Regions from separate parts of the Homo sapiens genome. Here region 1 is linked to region 2. Evidence: chromatin loops called from intact Hi-C (ENCODE). Cell type or tissue: ascending aorta. All regions are shown on one strand. Links, peaks and the distances in the headings refer to the core of each region. The heading gives the core; the rest is flanking DNA.

What was found. Hi-C counts contacts between places; a loop is a spot of excess contacts. Peaks named below come from ENCODE experiments on the same cell type or tissue, not always from the same donor. Only the 100,000 strongest peaks of a DNase experiment are listed, where the experiment ranks them.
Region 1: it touches region 2 in a loop (2.1-fold over the local background); 2 of 110 quality-filtered maps call a loop at or near these places.

What each region holds. Positions count from the first base shown.
Region 1 is chr6:159,641,499-159,653,924 of GRCh38, reverse strand. No RefSeq gene overlaps it. Among named protein-coding and RNA genes, the nearest start is that of SOD2, 46 kb to the left of the region's middle. In ascending aorta, for the core only: no CTCF peak of the experiment used is centred there; no DNase peak of the experiment used is centred there; H3K27ac peaks cover 232 bases.
Region 2 is chr6:159,589,238-159,601,663 of GRCh38, reverse strand. LOC105378085 (a long non-coding RNA gene) reads left to right here and starts at 6,032. Exons shown (of 3, transcript XR_943179.3): 1 at 6,032-7,561. RefSeq lists an enhancer at 6,235-7,434. In ascending aorta, for the core only: no CTCF peak of the experiment used is centred there; DNase peaks (open chromatin) are centred at 6,283 and 7,056; H3K4me3 peaks cover 281 bases; H3K27ac peaks cover 2,126 bases.

The DNA.
Region 1 (12,426 bases), core at 1,522-9,521, 52 kb before region 2:
AATTTTGTAATATCAGATTCAAGTTACGCATATTTGGCAGACATCTTATTGCATACCATCAGATGGCACACCGTGTTGATTTGTCTCATTATCAGTGATGTTAACTTTGATCACTTGATTCTCCTCGTGTCTGCCAGCCTTCTCCATTGGAAACAGATTCTCTTTCCCTTTGTAGCTAATAGGACTTTTGTGAGGAGTTACTTTGAGACTATGTATCATGTTTATTATCAAACTTTCAAATTATTTATTTATTTATTTATTTATAGACTGACGAATTTTTATTTCTTTCAATAGGTTATTTTGATGCTCAAATTGTTTCAGATTTAGTCAGTGGAAAGTACTTCGAGATGTCTTTTATGACCTTTTGATATGCCCATCAATAATTTCTGGTACAACATGTTCAAAGTTCAAATTGTATTTCCTCTGATCCCAAAGCAGCCATTTCTCCTCAGAGCCCTGGGTCTTTTTGTGTAGAGTGGTTTCGAGTGAGCTCCTTGCTGTTAGAGTATCATTGCTTGTGGGTCTTTTTGATGGGCAGAGCTAAATACCTATATAGATATATATGTATAGCTATACATATATACATATACACACATACTTACAGATATTTTTATATGTACGTATACATATACAAAATATATACATATATGTATAGATATACATATGTATACATATATACATATACATATATGTATAGATATACATATGTATACATATATAGATATATGTATAGATATACATATGTATACATATATACATATATGTATAGATATACATATGTATACATATATAGATATACATATATGTATAGATATACATATGTATACATATATAGATATACATATATGTATAGATATACATATGTATACATATATAGATATACATATATGTATAGATATACATATGTATACATATATAGATATACATATATGTATAGATATACATATGTATACATATATAGATATACATATATGTATAGATATACATATGTATACATATATAGATATACATATATGTATAGATATACATATGTATACATATATAGATATACATATATGTATAGATATACATGTATACATGTATAGATATACATATATGTATAGATATACATGTATACATGTATAGATATACATATGTATACATATATAGATATACATATGTATACATATATAGATATACATATATGTATAGATATACATATGTATACATATATAGATATACATATGTATACATATATAGATATACATATATGTATACATATATAGATATACATATATGTATATCTATACATATGTATAGATATATAGATATACATATATGTATAGATATACATATGTATAGATATATAGATATACATATGTATAGATATATAGATATACATATATGTATATCTATACATATGTATAGATATATAGATATACATATATGTATAGATATACATATGTATACATACATACATACATGTATAGATATACATATGTATACATACATACATACATGTATAGATATACATATGTATACATACATACATGTATAGATATACATATGTATACATACATGTATAGATATACATATGTATACATACATGTATAGATATACATATGTATACATACATGTATAGATATACATATGTATACATACATGTATAGATATACATATGTATACATACATGTATAGATATACATATGTATACATACATGTATAGATATACATATGTATACATACATGTATAGATATACATATGTATACATACATGTATAGATATACATATGTATACATACATGTATAGATATACATATGTATACATACATGTATAGATATACATATGTATACATACATACATGTATAGATATACATATGTATACATACATACATGTATAGATATACATATGTATACATACATACATGTATAGATATACATATGTATACATACATACATGTATAGATATACATATGTATACATACATACATGTATAGATATACATATGTATACATACATAGATATATGTATAGATATACATATGTATACATATATACATATATCAGACAAATACAGCTACATTTATTTCTATATTTATATATATTGAAAACCATGAATTCACACAAGAGCTGTGTACATAATTTGCAAGGCACAGTGCAAAATGAAAATGTGGTGTCCCTTGTTCAAAAAGCAGAAAAAAAGGGCCATTAAAGGTACTGAAATATAGACCTTTGCTGTATTTTCACAGCCTCTCTTAGCTTTTCACAGTATTTTTGTTTGCTATTTAGTGCCATTCTAAGGAAAGAATAATTTAAAATTTAAATTACTAGCATTAATTTTAACATTCATCTTTATGTTGTGCAGTGATAGTTTTCTTTTCTTTTCTTTTCTTTTTTTTTTTTTTTTTTTGAGATGGAGTCTTGCTCTGTCGCCCAGGCTGGAGAGGCTGGAGTGCAGTGGCACGATCTCGGCTCACTGCAACCTCTGCCTCCCAGGTTCAAACGATTCTCCTGCCTCAACCTCCCAAGTAGCTGGGACTACGGGCGTGTGCCACCACACCCAGCTAACTTTTGTATTTTTAGTAGAGATGGGGTTTCACCATGTAGGCCAGGCTTATCTCGAACCCCTGACCTCAGGTGATCCGCCCACCTCAGCCTTCCCAAGTGCTGGGATTACAGGTGTGAGCCACAGCGCCTTGCCGTAATGCTAGTTTTCAATGCAAATATAAGAGCATTTAACTCATATGGGGACTCACTGATAATGACACAATGCATAATTTGCAGATCGTACAGGAGTATTTTGTTCCTACCAGAAAGGTGGAAACACCGTACAGCACTAACTCACCTGTTTTTATTTCCTCCTGATGTATGCACATTCTATGACACTCTCTGCCTTTGGCTTACTGATGAGTAAGGGAGGATGGAAAGGACAAGGAATGATGTGGAGCCCTCTCTTTGCTTTTCCTTCTACCTCACTATTTTCTGTGTAGCTGGCTGGTTAAAACAAAATAACACGAGTCATAACGAACATGATAGGGTTCCTTGGTCTTTTGTGTTCCTTTCATTACTTTGGAAAAAGGTTCTAGTTGAAATGCAGAGTGTGGCTCCTGGAGCTGTCGGTGCCCTGTTACTCTGACACAAATGTGGCATGTACTTGCCGTGTACTTGGTTTGGGTGTCACCGAATGCCACTCATCATGGGCTACAGGAATTCTGTGCTCCTGGGCATCGCCAATGTTATGCATGTGACATCTGGGAACTGCAGACATGGGCATTGTGCCTGTCTCCTCTGCTCATTCACATGTTCTGTGTCGTGTTGGACTTCAAGTCCAAAACACAAGTTCAAAGATAAAATTATTAAGGATTTGCAGATGGTGCCAGTAGAGCATTAAACAAAGTAAGGATCTTCTGTGTATGGTCCCTGTGCATCTGCACAGGTCCCGCCGTCTAAGAAGCTGGCCTTGGCTCTGGCCTCCAACAACCTGGACTAAAACCGGCTTGAAACCTGCATTAGATGCTGACATGACCCGTGACATGACCCGTGCAAGTGGGAACCATGGAAAAACACTCTTTCCATTTGCCTTGTACGATACATTTGAGTAGAGTATTTAGCTTACATACGCAGTACTGCACAGGCAGCCTCAATCTGCCAGGGATCAGTTGTTATCATATGCCAATTTGAATGCACTGGTATAGTTCTCCTTTCTCTTACCCATCTAGAAAACATTTCCTAAGGCAAGAACTCGTGCTTCAAGTTCTTTTTTTTCTGAATCCTTTGTTCTGACTTACTTAGGTTATCAGGTTGTCGCAGTCAGTTTTCGGACATGTGAAGGGGCAGTAGGGTAACCGCCCGTGCGAATGCCAATCATGATGGTGTGTATTTATTTTATTCCCTTCACTTCCTGCCTGGGAGTTTCTTCCCACAAGAAGGTAATCCGATTTGTGTAAGTTATAATTCTCAATTCCTGATTCCTCAAATGTTTCTCTTGTGCCTTCTGTCTGGGAAAATCCCCTTATTCTCTGTGATTCGGTGTAACGGTGCCTTTTTTTGAGGTCCCAGGCCAAATCGATCACTCCCTCTGCTCCTCCCTCTTTCTGGTACTTGCTGGTTTAATCTGCTTCTAGGTCTGTTTTCTCCACAACTTCAAGTTTCTCAGGGTGGGAATGGGGCTCTTATTCACTTCTGTGTCCTGAAAGCTTATCGCAGGGCTTGGCGCCTAGCGCGTGTCAATTTAAAATGGGGAATACTTAGAACCTAACAGTTCTCTCCTTGAGTGTTTCCTTCTCACATTTTATTTTAGTACATCGTTTTTACCAGTTAAGATGGCGTATATTTTTAGTTGAGGAAAACAGACTAGAAAGCATTACCCCATATGCTGATGGCTTTATTATGAATAACAAGGAGTTGTCTAAATAGACATCTCATGATCATCAGGGAGTGTAACATAAGGTAGCCCCTTCCAAAGCCCGACTGTCATTCTGAAGGCTCATTGCTAAGCACACTGCATGATTGGTTCAGTTTATTTAAGCTTCTGAAAAGTAAAAATGTTTAAAGACATTTCTGGCTCCTTACTAAGATTAAAAAAACCCAGCTACAAATAGTATTTGGTAAAATTCATTTAAAAACACTTGCCTGGTAAGAATTATTGTGGGTATCCTTAATGGCCTACAGCTTGGACTTCAAGGGTCCATTTGTGTGTTTAGGGGTTCTGGAACCATCCCCTGGGAAATGATGGCTCTGCCTCTGGCTGCCATCCCGGGCCACCTCCTGTGGAGTGAATGGCACATTGTAGTTTATTCTGGAGACCCTGCCTCAACCCTATTGGTTCACGAGGAGGGTAGACCTGTCCGTAATTTGTAACATATACTGTAATTTTACTTTGGATAATTGTCAGAGCAAAACCCCAAACTGCTGACCAATATTTATACAAATTAGGAAATAATACTTATAGGAATTTGTCTGAAGCATGACTGCCTAGTACATTACACAGTAATCCATAAATGATAGATTTTGCTCTCTCCCCACCCTCAACATGGGCTTCCTCTTCTTTTTTATAATGATGATAAATTCTATCTGTTCTCTGGACTTTGCTAGATGCTCTAGAAATTATTCTTGAACTGGGCAGACCATTGGGCTGCTGCCCATGTGCATTGAGTTATTGCGGCCTTTTGTAGGCCTCCATTCACTGAACAGGTGGGGAGAAGAAAGTAGCTGAGTGCTTGGGCTGTGGAGACCAACGGCCCTGATCTGAACCCTGCTCTGATCCTGGCTCTTCCTCTTGCCAGCCGTGTACCGCTGGCAGGTTACCCGACCTCTCTGCCTCAGTTTCCTCATCTGTAAGATGGGTTAAAGATACCCTTGACAGGGTTGTGGCAATGATGAAACAAATAATTCATGGACAGCACTTAACACAGTGCCTGGCCCATAGTAAGTACTCTCTCTCTCCATATCTATACATGGCGAGATCCCATCTCGCCATGCTGCCCAGGCTGGTCTCAGACTTCTGGGCTCAAGCAATCCTCCTGCCTTGGCCTCCTGAAGTGTTGGGATTACAGGCATGAGCCACCTCACCCAGCTGAGATATATTTTAATGTATTTTTAAAAATTATTTTAACATAGTTATTAACTGCACATTTGTGTACTGTCCTTGGCCTGCATGGGGGTAACATTGTAAGACAGGGGTCCCTTGTGGTATTATGGTAAGGCTGTTGCCAAAATGTTCATTCATTCATTTATTCAATAAGTATTTGTTGATTGACTATTACATGCCAGGCGTAATTTAACTTGCTGGTGATAGAGCAATGAACAAAACATTAAATAACCCCTGCCCTCAAGAAGCTTGTATTCTAGTTGACATTGGGTGAGCAGGCAGGAAACATAATAAATTAAGGAAATGACTGAATACAGGAGAGGGCGAGGGTGCTATGGAGCAGAGTAGAGCGAGACTGTGGGGAAGAGGGGGCATTATACGAAGGGTGCATGGTAGGCCTCCCTGAGGCATCATTTGAGCGAACACTTGAAGAAAGTTGGGGTGAGACACACAGATATCTAGGGAAGACCATCCCCACTCAGGGCTCAAGGTGGAGAGATTGTCTAGGGAAGTGGTTCCCTGAGGACTTATTGGCCTCTGGAGGGCCACTGGCTTTTGCTCTGATGAGATGGGAGCCATTGGATGGGGTGTGAGTTGAGAGTGCGTTGCTCAGCTTGTATATCACAGCTTTCTTCTTTCCGCTCTGCCCTTGCTTTCCTCCATCCTTCTTCCTTCTCTCTCTCCGCTCCCTTTCTCCCTTTCTCTCCTCTCGCCCACCCTCTCCCTTTCTTCTTTCCTTCCTTGCTTCCTTTTAACCTCCCTCCATTCCTTTCTTTCCTTTTTCCTTCTTTTTCTTTCATCTCTCTCTCTCTCTCCCCCCTTTTTTTTTTGAGACAGGGTCTCACTCTATTGCCCAGGCTGGAGTGCAATGGTGTGATCTTAGCTCACTGTAGCCTCCACCTCTCGGGTTCCAGTGATTCTTGTGCCTCACTCTCCAGGGTAGCTGGGACTACAGGTGTGCGCCACCACGGCCCAGCTAATTTTTTGTATTTTTAGTAGAGATGGGGTTTTGCTATGTTGGCCAGGCTTCATCTCTCTCTCTTTTTTTTCTTCCTCTTCCCCTTCATTTTCCTCTTCCTCTCTTTTTCCTTCTCCTGGTGGATCAACATGAAATTTTTTTCCTTAAATTGCAATGTAAGGGTCAGCTGTGTTCCTGAGAGTTGAGAGAGAAGATTATGAAAGATTATTTAAAGTGTGACTTGTGTGATTTCTAAAGCTGTGTTCATTGTGTTGTCAGCCAGAAAGCTAGTCTAAATCAACTCCTAGATCAAAGCAAGGGCTCCTTTTTGGCAATAGACTGCTAGATTGAGGAAGCCTGACTTGGTTGTCTGTATAACTTTCTCAAAGTACTAGGTGGCCTTGGAGCAGTTACCACAGTTAGTCATTACCTTCTTGATTATGTGATTGTGTGGTTAATAGCTATTTCCTCCACTTGGTCACAAGCTTCATGAAGGCACAAGCCTTGCTGTTGTTTCGAAAATCAGCATTGTGGCTGAGTGTGGGGACTCATGCGTATAATCTCAGCACTTTGGAAGGCCAAAGTGAGAGAACTGCCTGAGCCCAGGAGTTTGAGACCAGCCTGAGCAAGATAGTGAGACATCCTCTCTTAAAAAAAAAAAAAAAATTACCTGGGTATGATGGTGCACCTATAATACTAGCTATTTGGGAGGCTGAGGTGAGAAAATAATTTGAGTCCAGGAGTTCGAGGCTGCAGTGAGCCGTAATCGTGCCACTGTACTCCAGCCTGGGAGATAGAGCGAGATCCTGTCTAAAAAAGAAAAGAAAAGAAAAGAAAAGAAAAGAAAATCAGCATTGTATCCCCAGAACCTGCTACAGTGTACTGTACACTTAATAAATATTGGTTGAATGAATGAACTGAATCAGAGTGACTATTTTTATTTTTTTATTCCCTTAATGCCAGAACCTATGTTATGAAACCTCTGTTTGGAGAGCTATAAGCAGACATATTGTTGGATGAAAATCTGTGTATTTAAGAATATGTCGTAAGACTGCATTTTGTGCTAGCAAGATGCAGGCCATGGAGCCTGGGTTAGGCCATGATTTAGCAGTTGTCTGGAATTTCCCACTCTGCTAATTTGTGGTGAAATTTCAGAGAAATGGTAAATTTTAATAAGAAACCTATTGTGTGTGTGTGTGTGTGTGTGTGTGTGTGTGTAAATGAAAGAATTCAGGAGACTCAATTAGCTGTTTTTTTTTAACCTTAAATTATTTTTTATTGTATTTAATATGAATATGTAAAAATACAAACCTATACATCTCTATTTACACAGATCTTCTTCAATTGTAAAATAAGATTAATGTATCATTTAATCCAAACAAAGTTATGAAACCAATCTAATTCAAATTAACAGCATCAGTGAAACAAATTTGCACCTAACCTTGACAATCTTCCTGTCTGCCCCTCCCCTCCTCTGTGGTCTTTGGCAGGCTCCGCTCTTGAGGCGATGCAATTCTGCTAACTCTTTTCTTTATTCAGAATATTGCAAAATATGTATTTCTTCTGTGGTCTGCAAGGAAATTTACCTTCACTGAGTTAAAAATAATCCTTAGGCTGGGCACGGTGACTCATGTCTATAATCCCAGCACTTTGGGAGGCCAAGGTGGGTGGATCACTTGAGGTCAGGAGTTCAAGACCAGCCTGGTCAACATAGTGAAACCCTTTCTTTACTGAAAATACAAAAAAATTAGCCGGGTGTGGTGGTACATGCCTGTAGTCTCAGCTACTTGGGAGGCTGAGGTGGGAGAATCGCTTGACCTGGGAGGGGGAGGTTGCAGTGAGCAGAGATGGCGCCACTGCACTCCAGCCTGAGTGACAGAGCTAGACTCTGTCTCAAAAAAAAAAAAAAAAAAAAAACCTTGATCTATTAAGTCTATCTATGCATAGCCCACCAAACTTAAAGTGATGTTACCTGATGACCATGTAATCAAGAAGCACAACCACAAATGAAATCAGACACCTAAATAACCCAGAGCATGCTTGCATTCACTATGTTAGATTATTACTGAAATGAAGAAGTGAAAATTTAATAATCTAGGCAGAAAATTTGAGAGTCTCCAAAAATATATCAGATGATAGTAGCTTAAAAACATTAGGCTAAATAGTTAGTTACTGCCTATTTATTCAGATCCAAATAATCAATTTGGTATTTTTTTCTTTATGTATGTGGTCATGTGTGTGGGGTGTGTGTGTGTGAGAGACAGAGAGAGAAAGAGAAAGAAAGAGAAAGACAGGAGGAGGGAGAGAGAGGAGTCTTTTTTTTTTTTTTTTTTTTTTTGAGACAGGGTCTCACTGTGTTACCCAGGCTGGAGTGCAGTGGCACGATCACAGCTCATTGCAGCCTTGACCTCCCTGGCTCAGGTGATCCTCCCACGTCAGCCTCCTGAGTAGCTGGGACTACAGGTGCCCACCACCACACTTGGCTAATTTTTTGTATTTTTTGTAGAGACAGAGTTTCGCCATGTTGCCCAGGCTGGTCTCGATCTCCTGGGCTCAAGCAATCCACCTGTCTCGGCCTTCCAAACTGCTGGGATTACAGGCGTGAGCCACCGTGCCTGGCCTCCAAGAGTTATTCTTTAAATATAATTGTTTAAGCTGATTCTTACATGTTGATGGATATATAATCGCTTAGGGAGTTTTTTGAGGAGAACTAGGCAGTGTGTTAGCCCCTGGTTATTTTCAAGATTTTTGACATTACATTGGAATTCTCGAGATGAAAGATACTCTGTAGATCTAGAAAATCAATACAGGAACCTGCAAGTGAGTGTCTTGGGCAAATGCCAATACTATTGCTTTTTATTTTCCACTTAAGTCAAATATTTAAAAATTTGTTTGGAGATGATGTTTACCATATTGTTATATTCTAGACCATTCATTAGATAGTTTATCTAAAACTTACTGGTGTTTATATTACAATAAACAGGTTAATTATCTGCTTTTGTTCTTTCATAATTGTCATGAGGCAGATTTCAGTTAAAATGTCGTTACTTTTTTCTTCGACCTTACACAAACATTTTTTGAAGTGTTCTGTGAATTCTTCAAAAATATAGTATATATTTACTACTGCCAGAGAATGTATGTGTCTTAAATATGAGTATTTGAATTCTAACATCTGTGAACACTTGAAATAAATGTATGTTTCAAAATTAAATTGTGAAATTAATGTGGAATCTACATCTGGAAAATGTATAGGAGTCTCAAAATTTAGATGACCTTATTAAGGAAAAGTACAGGGACTTCAATTTTATGTTTTATTTTCTAGTTCTGGTCTATGGAGTAATTGAGGAATACAATATGTTAACTCTTAATTTGCAAAGTACACAAATGTTAACATTTAGATTTTAATTTAATTCCAACAAACTGTGTTATAGGTAGATTGTGGGATGAAAACTTTAACATATAAAATTCTATTTCATATTCGAAAGCCATGACTATTTGGAGACCCTCATTATTACTTGATTAGTTTTCAACCAGATGTTTAGCGTTGCGCAGACCTGACCACAGAGTAGCGCAGCAAACAGACTATTTACTCATGTAGAATGTGGGCTATTGTGATATCCTTGGTGTCATGCCTGTTACTATGGTTTTTGCTCACTGTTTTTACTAGAGCCCTACTGTCTACTTAGTGTAATCTTAACGAGGGGAAAAAAAAATCAACGTTTTGGAGGGAATAATGTATTTGTGTGTTTGTGTACTTGCAATTGCACAATTTTTATTGTGTGCAACACTAATTTGTTGAAACATTGTAGATTATAAAAGAACAAACTTAAAAATATCATGTTAGAAATTTCAATTCACATTTTGCATTTTTAAGGTGCTAATAGACAAGCACCCGCACTTAGGTGAACATTGAGTGAGAAGCATGCTGAACCATGAGACTGAGGGTTCGTCCAAATTGAGGGGGGACCATTAGGGTGTTTTAATTGCAAAGAAAAAGAAACTCCACTAAAGTCAGCTTTAAGAGAAAATGAAATGACTCGCATACAGAAATCCAAGGTTATGGTGCACTCCGGGGCTGTTTGATCCAGCAGCTCAGTGTGGTTGGTCTTCAAGCATCCAGGTATCTTCTGACATCTGCAATATCAGTTTCATCCACAAACTAGCTTTCTGAGGAGTCGTGGTTTGGCTGCAGCTCAGTCAGGACTCCGTGCTTCTCTGTTCACATCCAGTGGGAGAGAGTTTTATGTCTTGTGGTTCTCTGAAGAGCAGAAACCCAGAAACCCAGACTTCTTGCATTGCGTTGGTTTGAATTGAGCCACATGCCCGTTTCTGAATCAATCCATTCCCTAACGGGCTTAGGCCTAGGTTCCTGAACCAATCTCTACTTAGAGGACCAAATTACAATTGTTTAGTGTAGACCACAGAGTCCATCCATGGAGCTGGTATCAACCCCTCAAATCATGCTATTGCAACACAGTGGGGGAGTCAACCCTCTCTCCATGTATTTGCTGCAGCATGGGGAGGGAAAGAAGGAAAGATAGAATACTACTCTTTAGCAAAAGGCACAAATCCAACTGAAGACCCAGACTTTATTTTTCACTTCATTTCTTTTCATTCTTTTTCTTTCCCTATTGAGGAGGATGCAGAAAGCTGTTGTTTGGAAGCTCATGTGCTCATTCTGGCTGCTGGTTATTCCCACTGCTCCTCCATTCTGGTCTGAAGATGGATTGTCCATTTGAACTCTGATGATTTCCTGCACAGTCGCTGCTTAAATACCAGACATATTAGAATCAGCTTAGGCCTTTGGCCAGTGGTTTCTGTGTCTTTTCTTCCTAAATCTTGATGGGCTCAAATCTACTTTCAAGTGCATATGCCTATTTGACTTCCTGAACTTACTAAAATCAGACAGTGCATTAGGCTTAGACCCTCAGGCTTCATCCGCCCCATGGGTCTGGATGGATTCTGGTCTAATTGTCTCCCTGTAAACCTGTCCTGTCCCATCTGAGCCTGACAGGCTATCTCTCTCTCTGCAGCCTCCAGCAGAGCCCTGCTTAACTCTTGCAGGCCCAGGAGTCCTGCCCCTCTCTGTGGGCACAGCCTGAGGCATCACTTGTCAAGAGCCACCACATCTTTTCTTATCCATTTAGTAACACAAACCAACTGGGCACAGCCTGCGTCTCCCAGCCCGTTGCCACCATCCTCAGTCCCTCAGTTTCCATGCCTTTACTCCACACCATGGCTGTTGTATTATGATACAGTTTCCCAAGCCCATCTGCTTTCCTGGTCTGTGCACAAAGGTCCCCAATTATTCACTAAACCAAGTCGTGCTCATTCCTCAAGACTGTGCTCAAGCATCAGCTCTTTCTGCAGTTGACGCTGCACCTCTCACACCCCACTGTCCTGTGTTTCGGGACAACTTCCTGTTCCCCCACACACAGCCTCGAGCCTAGCACAGGGTCCTCTTCTTCTGCTGTCATTGATTGAATGAGCAAATTAGCACATGAATGAATTTGTTACTTTATCAGCTGGCCAGTTTAAAGACTATGAGGTTTTGTTCATCAAGCATTCAAAAATCATGAGATTCTCTTGTGAGCTGAATATCTCTCTCTCTCTCTCTCTCCCTGCAAACCAGGAAGCAGTGTGTGAGAATAGAAGAAAACCAGGTAAGAGTGGAGGTTAGTGAGGTGGAGGGAGCATGAGGAGTGGGCACAGCAGGCGGTGGGGTCTATGCCAGGTTCCTGCTGCCTGCAGGTGGTACCAGAGGACCGTTACTGGGTGCCTGGTCTTGGAGCGTACCAGCTAGTTGTCTTAGTGCCATCAGTGTGAAGGCTGTGTTCAACCTCACTGCAGGTGAGTGGATTCCTCCAGTGACAGAGGACAGGCTCCACAGCTAACAGCT
Region 2 (12,426 bases), core at 1,688-9,687:
CCAGCTAGAGGGTGTCATTTTGGCCCTCTCACTCTGGCCAAGGCTTCATAATCCTTTCTTCATCTCTTTTTCTCCCCTACTCATCCTCTGGCCCCTATACCATGAGGTGAATTTCTACAATTTACGAACACTTCGCTTGCAAAGTAGATTTTGATTTGTATTGGAAAAGAATTCCCCAAGGAAGGCCAGCCAGCCCCCAGTCCTCTTTCCACCCATGCTTTGCTGCTGCTGCTCCGTGGAGAATGGCTCCCTCCGATGGCTTTTGTAGCGGTGGCTAGCTGGGAGGGTCTTACTGCGTCATGGAAAAGCCAGGCTAAGGAGGTGGGGGTCTTACTGAGTGACCCCAGGCTCATGAGATTCCTCTCTCATGGATCCAGCTGTTTCATCAGGCCCTAAGCTGCTTTTTTCTTTTATATAGTAATGCTAAGCATGTCTTTTCTTTCCTAGACAGTGCTTCATCCCTGATTTCTGGGAGGTTAGCTTTGAAGAAGCAGGATAGACTTGCACCCAAAATTTGGATGTTGAGACTGATGATGCCACACACATACAAAGATACTGTAAAAAGGTTTATTACACACACTATCAGGCTTTTGGGGAGAGCAAGGAAAGCTTCCCAGGTTGGTCTGAAAATGTCTTGTGAAAGCAGGGAAAGGAGACTGGCTTGAGGTTTTTATTATGGCCATGGGTGGGGCTGGGGTGAGGGTTCCAGTGCATGGGAAGGGGCTTGCACGACTTGCGTGTCCTGCTGGTGCCAAAGAGGGAACACCCAGGCTTCCTATCAGCCTGCTCAGATGTGGGAGCTGGAGAGGGATGGGTGAGGCTTAAAAGCCCCACCAATCCACGGAGCCAGACTCTTTATTACAGCTTATTTTAGATTTATAAATATTTGTTCAAAACATGAAAAAAATTGGTGCCAGACAAGATATACCTATCCTTGACAGATAACCAAATCCAGGAGTTCAGAAGTTCTTGAGTAACAAAGCCAGCAACACAGGGTTCAATCACTTTTTCAAATACACAACATAAACCAAGGCATCTACTCACCTTAAAAAATATTCTGGCCTCATGATATTCTCTTTTCGCTTGGAAGTTTAAAGTAATGACTTTCTTGGGAAACATATGAGATGATGAAAATAGTTTTTATCATTTGTTTTAATATTATTGCCTTATTCAAAATCTCAACGGTCTCATGATGGAATTCAAATCAAAATGAAGATCTGCATGTTACTAATTTCCAAATTTACATTTTCAGTCCAGACCCTCACCTGAGGTCTAGACATTACTCCCAAGCATATTCTTCATAGTTCTGTTTGGGTGTTTAGAAGGGATCTCAAATTTAACATGTCCCAAATAGAGCTGTTGATTTGCCCTCTAAGCCTGACCTACCCCCTACTCTCCCATCTCCGTAAGTGGCATCACCATCTTCCCAGTTGCATTATCTGAAATTCTAGAAGTCACTCTCAATTGTCCTCTTTCCTTCACCCTCCACAAGTCTTGTGGGTAGAGTTATGAAACATAGTCAAGATTTAATGTGTTTAGAATCTCACCTCTTCCTTCCCTCCTAAAAGCCCCTGCCTCTGCTCCTCTGGCCCTGTTATTGGTTGAATGATGTCCCCCAAAGGCTATCTTTAAGTCCTAACTCTCAGGTGATTTTTGAATGTAATCTTATTTATAGAAATCAGACCTTTGCAGATATAATCAAGGTGAAACAAAGTTATGAGGGTGGGGCCAAATCCGATCAGACTGGTGTCTTTACAGCAAGAGGAGAAGGGACAGAGTTACACAGGAAAGATGGCCGCATGACGATGGGGCAGATCGGAGTGATGCTGTCACAGGCCAGGGACTGCCTGGGACTAATAGAAGCTAGGAAGAGGAAAGGAAGGATTGTCCCCTAGAGGATTCAGAGGGAGCATGGTCTTGCTAACACCTTGATTTTGAAGTCCAAGCCTCCAGAACAGTGAGAAAATAAGTATCTGTTGTTTCAACCCACTCAGGTAGTGGTACTTTGGTACAGCAGCTCTAGCAAAAAACACAGGCCCTACAACCACTTTTTCACACAGTAGCCAGAGGGACCTTTTCAAACCTAATGCAGAGGGTGTTCCTCCTCCTGCACCAAAACCTCTGTCAATTTTTCTCTGAACTTATGATAAAAACCAGACTCTTCACCAGCACCAACAAGGCCTCACGTACCTGTCCTGGCTATCTCTGATCTCATCCCATACTTTTCTCAGCTTTGCTCCTTATCGTCAGCATCAGTGGCCCATTGAATAAGGATGATGTGACTGGCTGCCTTGGGGTCTTTGTACTCACTGTTCCTGTGGTCCCAAAGGAATCAGCTGGAGTCACTCCCCATCCCCGCATATTACCCTGTTTCCTCCAGAGCACTTACCTTGATCTGGTAATCCTATCAGATAAATAAACTAAAAAATCCTAGTTTATTATTTGCCCCCCTCCTGCTCTGTGATAAAGTTCATGAGAGCTGAGCCTTGTTTGTGTTTAAGCCCGGACCCATTCTTAGGAAGCTATTGGGCCTTCGATTCTCCTCTCTGGACAACTGAAATAGACTGAGATTCTAGAATTCTCTCAGGTATGGGGAATAAAAACAAACACTATTTCTCTGGGAAGATATGAAATATGGAAGGATATAATAGATGCACCCCAAAAAGACCCATACTCATTTTTCTTAAGGATTTCTTATTCCAGATAGGATATTTGGCCTTTGATCCTGGTTGGCTAAAAAAAGAAGAGGTGCAAAAATGGGAAAATGCTTAAAGTTACATACACTGTGACTTTGTGTAACTTTATTACTATTTTGGGTTTTGCAAATTGAGTCAGTTGGTGATTTATGAAAAGGATTTGATTCTGTCCTTCATTTCTTATGTAGACAGTCTTCCCTGACAGAGTGACAAGATGTGATATGCCAGGCTATGGGAGTCACTGTCCCTGCTGCCTCTGGAATGATGAGGAATAAATAACCAGAACCTGTTTGCGTGGCTGCCAACAATGTGCCATGGAAATACACCTGGCCCCTCACACCCTTGCTTGGCTCTGCCGGAGTTTGTTCCCCTTGTCTATGAGGCAGAGAGAAATTGCACTCGGGCAGTGAAGGGTCTCTTGTGTCATACAGAGACTTGAACAGCATCCATGTTCCTGGGATAGGAGGGCTATTCTGCTATCCTTTGATGCAATATAAAGGCTTATTTTCATTTTATTTTATTTTATTTTGAGATGGAGTCTCACTTTGTTGCCCAGGCTGGAGTGCAGTGGTACGATCTCGGCTTACTGCAACATCTGCCTCCGGGGTCCAAGCAATTCTCCTGCCTCAGCCTCTCAAGTAGCTGGGATTACAGGTGCTCACCACCATGCCTGGCTAATTTTTGTGTTTTTAGTAGAGATGGAGTTTCACCGTGTTGGTCAGGCTGGTCTCAAACTCCTGGCCTCAAGTGATCTGCTGGCCTCAGCCTCCCGGGCTGGGATTACAGGCATGAGCCACTGAGCCCAGCCTAAAGGCTTGTTTTTAAAAAGATCCTTTTTACCAACATGCAACAATGCCTCAAGTTCTTGCAAATGGTCACCTCTTTGTGTTTGGAAGCTTTTGTCTCTAGAAGGCCCTTATTAAATGGCAAATGGGTTAGCTAAAAGAATTCCAGAAACTTTGGACACATGAACCAAAGAAGTGAGAATAAGTTAATTGTTTTCACCATAAAAGGTATTTTTCTGACTGTGGTAAAGACAAGTGAACTGTTGAAACTCCAGCTCCTTTCAGGGTCACCTGACTCTTTCTCCATGTCTCCAAGGCTGACTGTGGTTTGTGCAAGAATAAACTGCCTGAGCCTTCGCTGACATCTGAGGCCTTGACTCGTAAGATGCTGCCGTGAGCCCTAGGTCCTCCTCTCTGGGCTCTGCATCGCTGCAGAGTGAGCACGAGCTCACTGGGAAAGGGCACCTTCCCGGCGGGTTCTTCATTCTTTCCAGGGAAGGCACAGGGCCACCTTCGCTCCCAGATCCAGATCCACCAGGGACTGACTCCCGTGGTGAGCACAGCATATGCGCCACCGGTGGTGCTGGTAAACCATTAGCAGAGCAGCTTTTCAGACTTGTTTAGAAAGTGGTCATAATCTAAAGTTGGGTGGGGAGTAGATGGAGTTCCTGGGGCAGGGAGGGCAGCCTGCGTGGAACACCGGCAGGTCCCTCATGAATGGAGACCCGTGCAGTCACTCAGGGCTGCAAGATCAGAAAGGGCTTTGTGCTTGGGGCTTAAGGCTTTGTGTTTGTCATCCTGAGATTCTTAATCTTATTGGAATTTGCGTTTTATTTATTTATATTTTTGAGACGGAGTCTCCCTCTGTCACCCAGGCTAGAGTGAAGTGGTGTGATCTCGGCTCACTGCAACCTCTGCCTCCCAGGTTCAAGCAATTTTCCTGCCTCAACCTCCTGAGGAGCTGGGATTACAGGCATGCGCCACTACACCCAGCTAATTTTTGTATTTTTAGTAGAGATGGGGTTTCACCATATTGGCCAAACTGGTCTCAAACTCCTGACCTCAAATGATCTGCCTGTCACGGCCGCTGAAATTGCTGGGATTACAAGCGTGAGCCACTGTGCCTGGCTGGAATTTGCATTTTGTAAGTGAAGTCCGATGGGAGGGGTGCACCAGGTATTCCCACTGCCTCTCTGGGACTTGCTCGCAGTCGCATGCACCCAGCCTCCTGGGGTACCTGGCCCTGCGCAGCTTCCCTTTGCACTCTGCTCCAGAGCCCTGTCTTTCTCTGCCTAGGGGTGTTGGTGGGGAGGTCCATGGCCTCCTGTCACTCTCTACCCCTGTGTGCAGAGGAGTCGGGTGCAGCATGGGCCCTAAGTGCCTTGGCCTGCCCTGGGATGGTGAGCGACTTTGGGGCCTCTCACCTGCTCCTGGTCTAGGTACTGGGCACTTCCAAGAGCCAAGATTGCAATCCCTTGGGACCACCCACTCCCCAAGGTTTGGGGCTGAGGGCCCATGGGAAGCAGAGATTCCCCTTGTGCCCCCAACTGGGGCTCTGCATTTTCATTAAAGAGGTAGAGATCAGATTAGCTCTTCTACTTACTGCTTTCTCTGCTGGTTGGTCCTGGTCTCAGGCGATAAAGCTTCCCTTTAAGAAACTTTACCAACATTGTTCAGACTTCTAGCCTTTACTCACACACACAAACACACACACACACACACATATATATATATTTTTTCTGCCCTGGAATGTCTTCTTTTGGCCTCTCATGTTTTTTTAACTTCTACTTATATTTTAAGGTTTATGTCAAGACTCATCTATCTCTCCCCTAAGACTTCCAGCCCACTGTGGACCACAGAGCTGGTTCTCTGCATGGAACTTGGTGTTTCATCTTCTCTAGTGTTATTTGCAAATTAAACATAGATTTTCTGTTGTATCTTCAGTGTTCATTGTTTGGGGTTGTTATTTAACTTGTCGTATGTTTATGTTTTGTTTATATCACTCTGTTCTTGGCTCAGTCTCCAGGGTATGGTAGACACAGGCAACAATATGTATTGATTACACATTGGGTGTGTCATGGGCACATTTTGGAAAATAAGCAAAGGATTAAGGCCACACTTCCTGTAGAAGCTACTGATTGGTTGAAATCAAGTGTCTGATTTAAGTGATTTGGGGAAGAAGTAATGATACATTAGAAACTGACAATTAAAAAAGAAATCTTAAGTGGGGCGTGGTGGCTCACGCCTGTAATCCCAGCACTTTGGGAGGCTGAGGCAGTAGGTCACCTGAGGTCAGGAGTTCAAGACCAGCCTGGCCAACACGGATAAATCTTGTCTCTATTAAAAATATAAAAATTAGCCAGGTGTGGCAGCACATGCCTGTAGTCCCAGCTACTCGAGAGGCTGAGGCAGAATTGCTTGAACCTGGGAGGTGGAGGTTGCAGTGAGCCGAGATCATGCCACTGCGCTCCAGCCTGGGTGAGAGAGAGACTCTGCCTCAAAAAAAAAAAAAAAAAAAAAAAAAAGAAAAGAAAGAAATCTTTCAGTCAGAAGATCGTGATTTCTACAGCAGGGGGCTCATTTGATGTGAGCTCTGTTTTTAGGAATCACTGGGTTATTGTATCTCTGAATGATTAAACTTAACTCTCACCATGACATGAGGGTATCTCTCCTTCCAGATCCGCAAATAATGTTTTGTATACCCAAACATGAGGGTGAGTAAAATCTGGGCACTCAGGCAACAATGCCACATCATTACTCAGCTTTTGAAAGTCTGCCCAGCCTGGTGAGGGTGTATTTGGTACTTTGCCCTCCTCTCTGCCCAGTTTTCCCCTGACTGGCGATTTCCTGCTGTCTCTTGAATTCCTGTAGCTCCTACTGCAGCTTGCGCCACAAGGGGAGTCCCCAAATACTGTGAAGCACCCAGAACTCAAAGGGTTTCATTTCACTAAAGAATGTTCCTTTTCTATTTCTTCCAGTGTCTGTGGATGAACACTACACCATTTGCTCCATTTTCTGAGAATTTCTCAGTGGATGCTTTAAAAACCAAGGATGAATTCAGCATCTCTATTTTATGTGGAAGCTGTTCTCAGCATCATTTGTTTTCTTACTTGGGTGGAAAAGATAGCTGGGTAGGTGTTTTCCTCCCAGGGCCTTCTGAAGAGTTTAAAAACAGAGACTTTGGGTGTTGAATGAAAGGTCCCTATTCTTTCCTAAAATACTCACAGAATCCCATGACTAATATATAAATAAAGATTGTTGTATTAGTCACCCAACAATGAAAGAAGAAATCCTCCCACTTCTCAAATGCTTCCTTTCAGAGTAACCTCAATGACCTGACTGATTCATGGAACTAATTTGTAACAATAATAAAGATGAAGCGGGACCCCAGACAAGCTTTCAGAACTCCTCCAAAGACCCTCACTGCCTCATCCCGCTCTCCCGTTCCTCGGCCTGCAGCTGATGCCTTTGAGGAAGCCCCTGTTTGTACTGACAGTGGCCCAGAAACCTCTTCCCCTTGCTCAGACAATTGCCCATGTGGCCGCTGCCAACTTGGGGCTTCCTGGACTTCACAAACTCAGGAGGTCTGAGCTCAGTGACACCCTGCATCGCCCCTGCTCCCTGGGCTCCTGCCCTGAACCACAGCTCCCTGCTTGATGAAGAAGGGTCAGCCACCTCAAGGTTCACTTCCGGGCAGAGGCCACATCTGTTAGGAAAGAAAATAGATGAAAAGCATAGTTAGCAAGTGCCTGCTGTTGGCCAGGCACCGAGCTAGGAGGTGTCTTATTCCTGTGTCATCTTATTTCATCATGTAAATGGCCCTGTGAGGCAGAGATGGTTGTTTGAATTATACAGAAGGAGAAACACAGAGTCAGAAAGATGAAGAAACTTGCTGAAGATTGTATTGTGTTCCAGTGGTCTCCAAACTGGGGTAGGTCCACTCTAGTGAAGGTCCCTGGTTAATTCCTGCTGATTAAGCACTAACCACATGAGACTCATCCAGCTGGCCAGTTTCCAGATGAAACTGTGGTGGGTAAATTCTTTGGAAAAGAAAATGGAGTCCATTTCCACATGACCACAGTAAGTCTCTGTTAATTAATGACTGAAAATAGCTCTGTATGTTCACATAGGATCCAAATTTGCTTCAATAATTATTCAAATATGGAACTAGGAGTTTCAGCTACAGAATACAATCTCTCAGCATTTGGAATATAGACATCTTATCTGGCCTTCCACAAAACTCCAGTGAAAACACAAACACAAACATCACTCAAGTTTCCACACCTTTAGTCCCAGTTATTCAGGAAGCTGAGGTGGGAGGATCGCTTGAGCCTGGGAGTTAAAGGCTGCAGAGAACTATGGTCATGCCACTGCACTTCAGCCTGGGTGACAGAGCGAGACCCAGAGCAAGACCCTATCTCAAACAAACAAACAAACAAACAAAAAACAAAACTCAAGTTCCCACTTCAATTCCTGGTGTGTTTTCTGGTGGTAAAGAGCTTCCAAAATATGTATATTGGGCATATATTTCATTTGTTAGCCTAGTTTCTCTTCTGTTGGGGAATAACTGTAACAGTAGCTAGTATTTATTTATTTATTTATTTATTTATTTAATGTTTTGAGACAGAGCCTTGCTCTGTCGCCCAGGCTGGAGTGCAGTGGCATGATCTTGGCTCACTGCAACCTCTGCCTTCTGGGTTCGAACAGTTTTCCTGCCTCAGCCTCCCAAGTAGCTGGGATTACAGATGTGCGTCCCCATGCCCAGCTAACTTTTGTATTTTTAGTAGAGATGGGGTTTCGTTTTGTTGGCCGGGCTGGTCTTGAACTCCTGACCTCAAGTGATCTGCCTGCCTCAGCCTCCCAAAGTGCTGGGATTACAGGCGTGAGCCACTGTGCCCGGCCAATAGCTAATATTTATACAGCCCTTATGAAGCACCAGGCACTGCCCTAAGCGCTTTACATATATTCATTTATTTAATCATCATAGCAATTCTATTGGGTGGGTACCATTATCATTCTCATTTTATATGCAAGGAAATTGAGGCCCAGAGAGGTTAAGAGACTTGCCCAAGGACACATGGCTGGTAAGAGGCAGAGCCAAGACTTCCCAGGCAGTCAAGACCTAGAGTATGCTCAGCCCCTGGCTTAGAGAGATGATGGGATGGTTAGGTTGTAACTGGTGACATTTACGTTTAGACAGATGGTCGGATTGTTGAGTGTTATGGCATGCCAAAGTCAAATGCAAGTCCCCCATTATGTGGAAATCATAGTTTATTGAGAACTGACCATTTGCCAGGCTCTATGGTAATCTTTATAGATGTATTTAGTATTCACAGCAATTCCAATCTTTCTGACTACAAAGCCCATAATTTTAACCAGTACCTTACACTATGCAGTGGTGGCTCAGAGTTGCTTCACTAGTTTCTTAGTTATTGCTAAAGCCAATTGTTATTTCCACATGGGTGGGTTTAATATTCGCGTTAGGTGAAGTTTGTAGTCAATAACAGTGAGCAATATGAAGAAGTTTAAACAAGCGAGATGAATTAATTTCATGTGCTTTGAGCTCTTATAAAACCTACAGGCAGAGGGATTTTAGAGATCTTCTACCAAAAAAAAAAGTCCCCCTTGTTGAATGAGTTTGCATTCTTTCCTCAGGTATTTCAAATTACAGAACCCACCACTTTTCCTTTTTTGCCAAAGTGACCAGAAAGCTCACAGTGTATTTGAATGCTCACTCAAAGTAACTGTATTAACAGATTTTTTGGTGTATTTATTTCTTTTTTTGTTTTTTTTTTTTTTTTTTTTTTTTTTTTTTGAGACAGAGTCTCGCTCTGTCGCCCAGGCCGGACTGCGGACTGCAGTGGAGCAATCTCGGCTCACTGCAAGCTCCGCTTCCCGGGTTCACGCCATTCTCCTGCCTCAGCCTCCCGAGTAGCTGGGACTACAGGCGCCCGCCACCGCGCCCGGCTAATTTTTTGTATTTTTAGTAGAGACGGGGTTTCACCTTGTTAGCCAGGATGGTCTCGATCTCCTGACCTCGTGATCCATCCGCCTCGGCCTCCCAAAGTGCTGGGATTACAGGCGTGAGCCACCGCGCCCGGCCTGGTGTATTTATTTCTCCTTTCACATATATTCTGCTTCAGTCCTTTTTTTTTTTTGTAGCTGGGACTACAGGTGTGCACCACCACGCCTGGCTCATTTTTGCAGTTTTTGTAGAGACAGGGTTTTACCATGCTGCTCAGGCTGGTTTTGAACTTCTGGGCTCAAATGATCCACTGGCTTCAACCTCCCGAAGCTCTGGAATTACAGGCATGAGCCATTGTGCTCAACCCTGTTTCAGTCTTAATGGTATAATTATATCTATATCTCAGTACATGCAACCCTGGGTTGAATACATTTTATTTATTATTTTTTAAAGTATATTTATTTATTTTAGACAGAGTCTGGCTTTGTCACCCTCTGTCACCCAGACTGGAATGCAGTGGCGTGATCCCGGCTCACTGCAACCTTCACCTCCTGGGCTCAGATGATCTTCCCACCTCAGCCTCCTGAGTAGCTGGGACTACAGGAGCACACCACCACACCCAGCTAATTTTTTTTTTTTTTTTTTTTTTTTTTTTTTTTTTTTTTATAGAGACAGAGTCTCCCTATGTTGCCCAGGATGGTCTCAAACTCCTGAGCTCAAGTGATCCACCCGCCTCGGCCACCCAAAGTGCTAAGATTACAGGTGTCAGCCACAGTGACTGGCCTTAAGTTAGATACATTTTAAAACAGAGAAGGTACACTTGACTGCTTTGATAGTCCAGGGAGGAAGAATCCTCCTTGTGCGTGAGGGGAAGTGAGTTGCCCCTGATGGTTGTGGGCAGTTCCTGGCCTGGCGCTCCAAGGCCCTCTTGCCCAGTCTTTCTCATTCCAAAATACATGATGCTTCTGGTTTTGATAAGCAGCTGAGACTTGATTCAATCCCTACTGGAAACAATTAGGAGAAAATAATTTGCTGTTGTAAGATCAAGCAGGGGAAACAGTCCCTGCTGGAACCATGTGTTTCTTTTATCTGGGATGCCCGTAACCTACAGAGCCCACATTCCTTGAGTTGGAGGGAAGAGGGATTATCTACTTCCCATGGCTCCAGCTCCACTCAGACCTGGCAGCTCACTGCCGTGGACAGTCCAGCGTGTTGTACTCACAGGTGTGGACCTTGGAGTCATACAAATCCAGATTGAAACCAGCTGTACCGCACAGCTGCCTTGGGAAAGTTGATTAACCTTTATAAGCCACATATGCTCGTCTGTAAACTGGGAACACTACTCTCTAAAGATATTGTAAAAATTAACTAAGGTTATGTTTGTAAAGCAATTAACACAGCAAATGAGAAAAACGGCCCAAAAATGTACATCAGCAGAAATATTACTATTTTATTGCAGTGTTATTAAAATGGAAGCAAAGACTTTATAAACCTATGTTTCTCCTCAGAAATAGCAGGTAGCTTTAAGTCCAGCAGCCCCTAACCCAAGATGGGCCACCAAATGTAACTTTCAGTCTTTCAAGCACTCATGGGACATTTAAAAATACTTCATGATGTACTTGACGATAAAGGAAATCTCAACAAAATCAAATAATTTAATATTGTTAATAACACAAGTCTGACTGAAATAGCACAGAATTTAAGAGCAACAACCAAAAAGATAGCCAAAAAGATCATGTGTTTTATCAGTGTTTCAAAAGCTGAATAAATAATTCTAAATAATTTATAAATCAAAGAAAATATCATAATAGTGAATTTAAATATTTTGAACTAAATAACTGTAAAAACACTATCAAAAATTGTGGGATGTAGTTAAAGGAATATATGGAGGGAGATTTTTGACTTTAAATGTTTAATAAAACAGCGAGTTGAGTTTCAATTTAAGAAGTAAGGAAAGGCGGGCAGATCATGAGGTCAGGAGATCTAGACCATCCTGGTTAACACAGTGAAACCCCGTCTCTACTAAAAATACAAGAAATTAGCCGGGTGTGGTGGTAGGCACCTGTAGTACCAGCTACTCAGGAGGCTGAGGCAGGAGAATGGCCTGAACCCAGGAGGCGGAGGTTTCAGTGAGCCGAGATTGCACCACTGCACTCCAGCCTGGGCAACAGAGTGAGACTCTGTCTCAAAATAAATAAATAAATAAATAAATAAATAAATAAATAAATATAAAAAACAAAAAAAAAATAAAAAGAAAGAAGTAAGGAAAAAAGCAACAGTGCAGACCCAAAAAAGACAGGGACAGAAGTAATAATGATAAGAGCAGGAGTAACAAAACAGAATTTTAAAAAGCCACAGGGGACTAACACTAAACTAAATCTGAGCACTCCCAGTTTTCTCATCTATAGAAAGGAGGGGATAGTATTGACCTCAAAGTAAAGGTGTGAGGGACACATGCCGTAATGGGTGCAAAAGGACTTTGTGAACCGCCGAGAACTATTCGCATGCACTTCCATTTTTATTTTGTTTATTCAACACATATTTACTAATTACCTGTTCTGTGCCAGGTGACTTGTCTGGCTGTGCGGGTACAATGCCTCCTTGGACCTTACTCTCTATAGGAGTTGTGGATCTTAAGCGGGTCACTGTATGCTGTGCAGGAGATGTGCACTGTGTAAGGAGAGCGCATGGTGGAGATATAGCCTACTCAAGGATGTTAGGAAAGTTTGGCTGGAAAATGAGGTTCAAGCAGAGATCAGGAGGTGGAGTGGAGGGAGAAGTACTGTGAGCAAAGGGAAGACCAAGTATGTGTGTAAAGAGCAGGAGGCTGGGCCCAAAGTGTGTAGTGTGGTGGGAGATGGGGTTGCAGGTGCTGGAAGGAGCTGTGCAGGCTCTCATAGGCCGTGTTTGGGTTCTTGCATTTTAAGAGCAATGAGAAACTGTTCTGTTGTTTTAACCAGGGGACAGGATGGATTGGAAG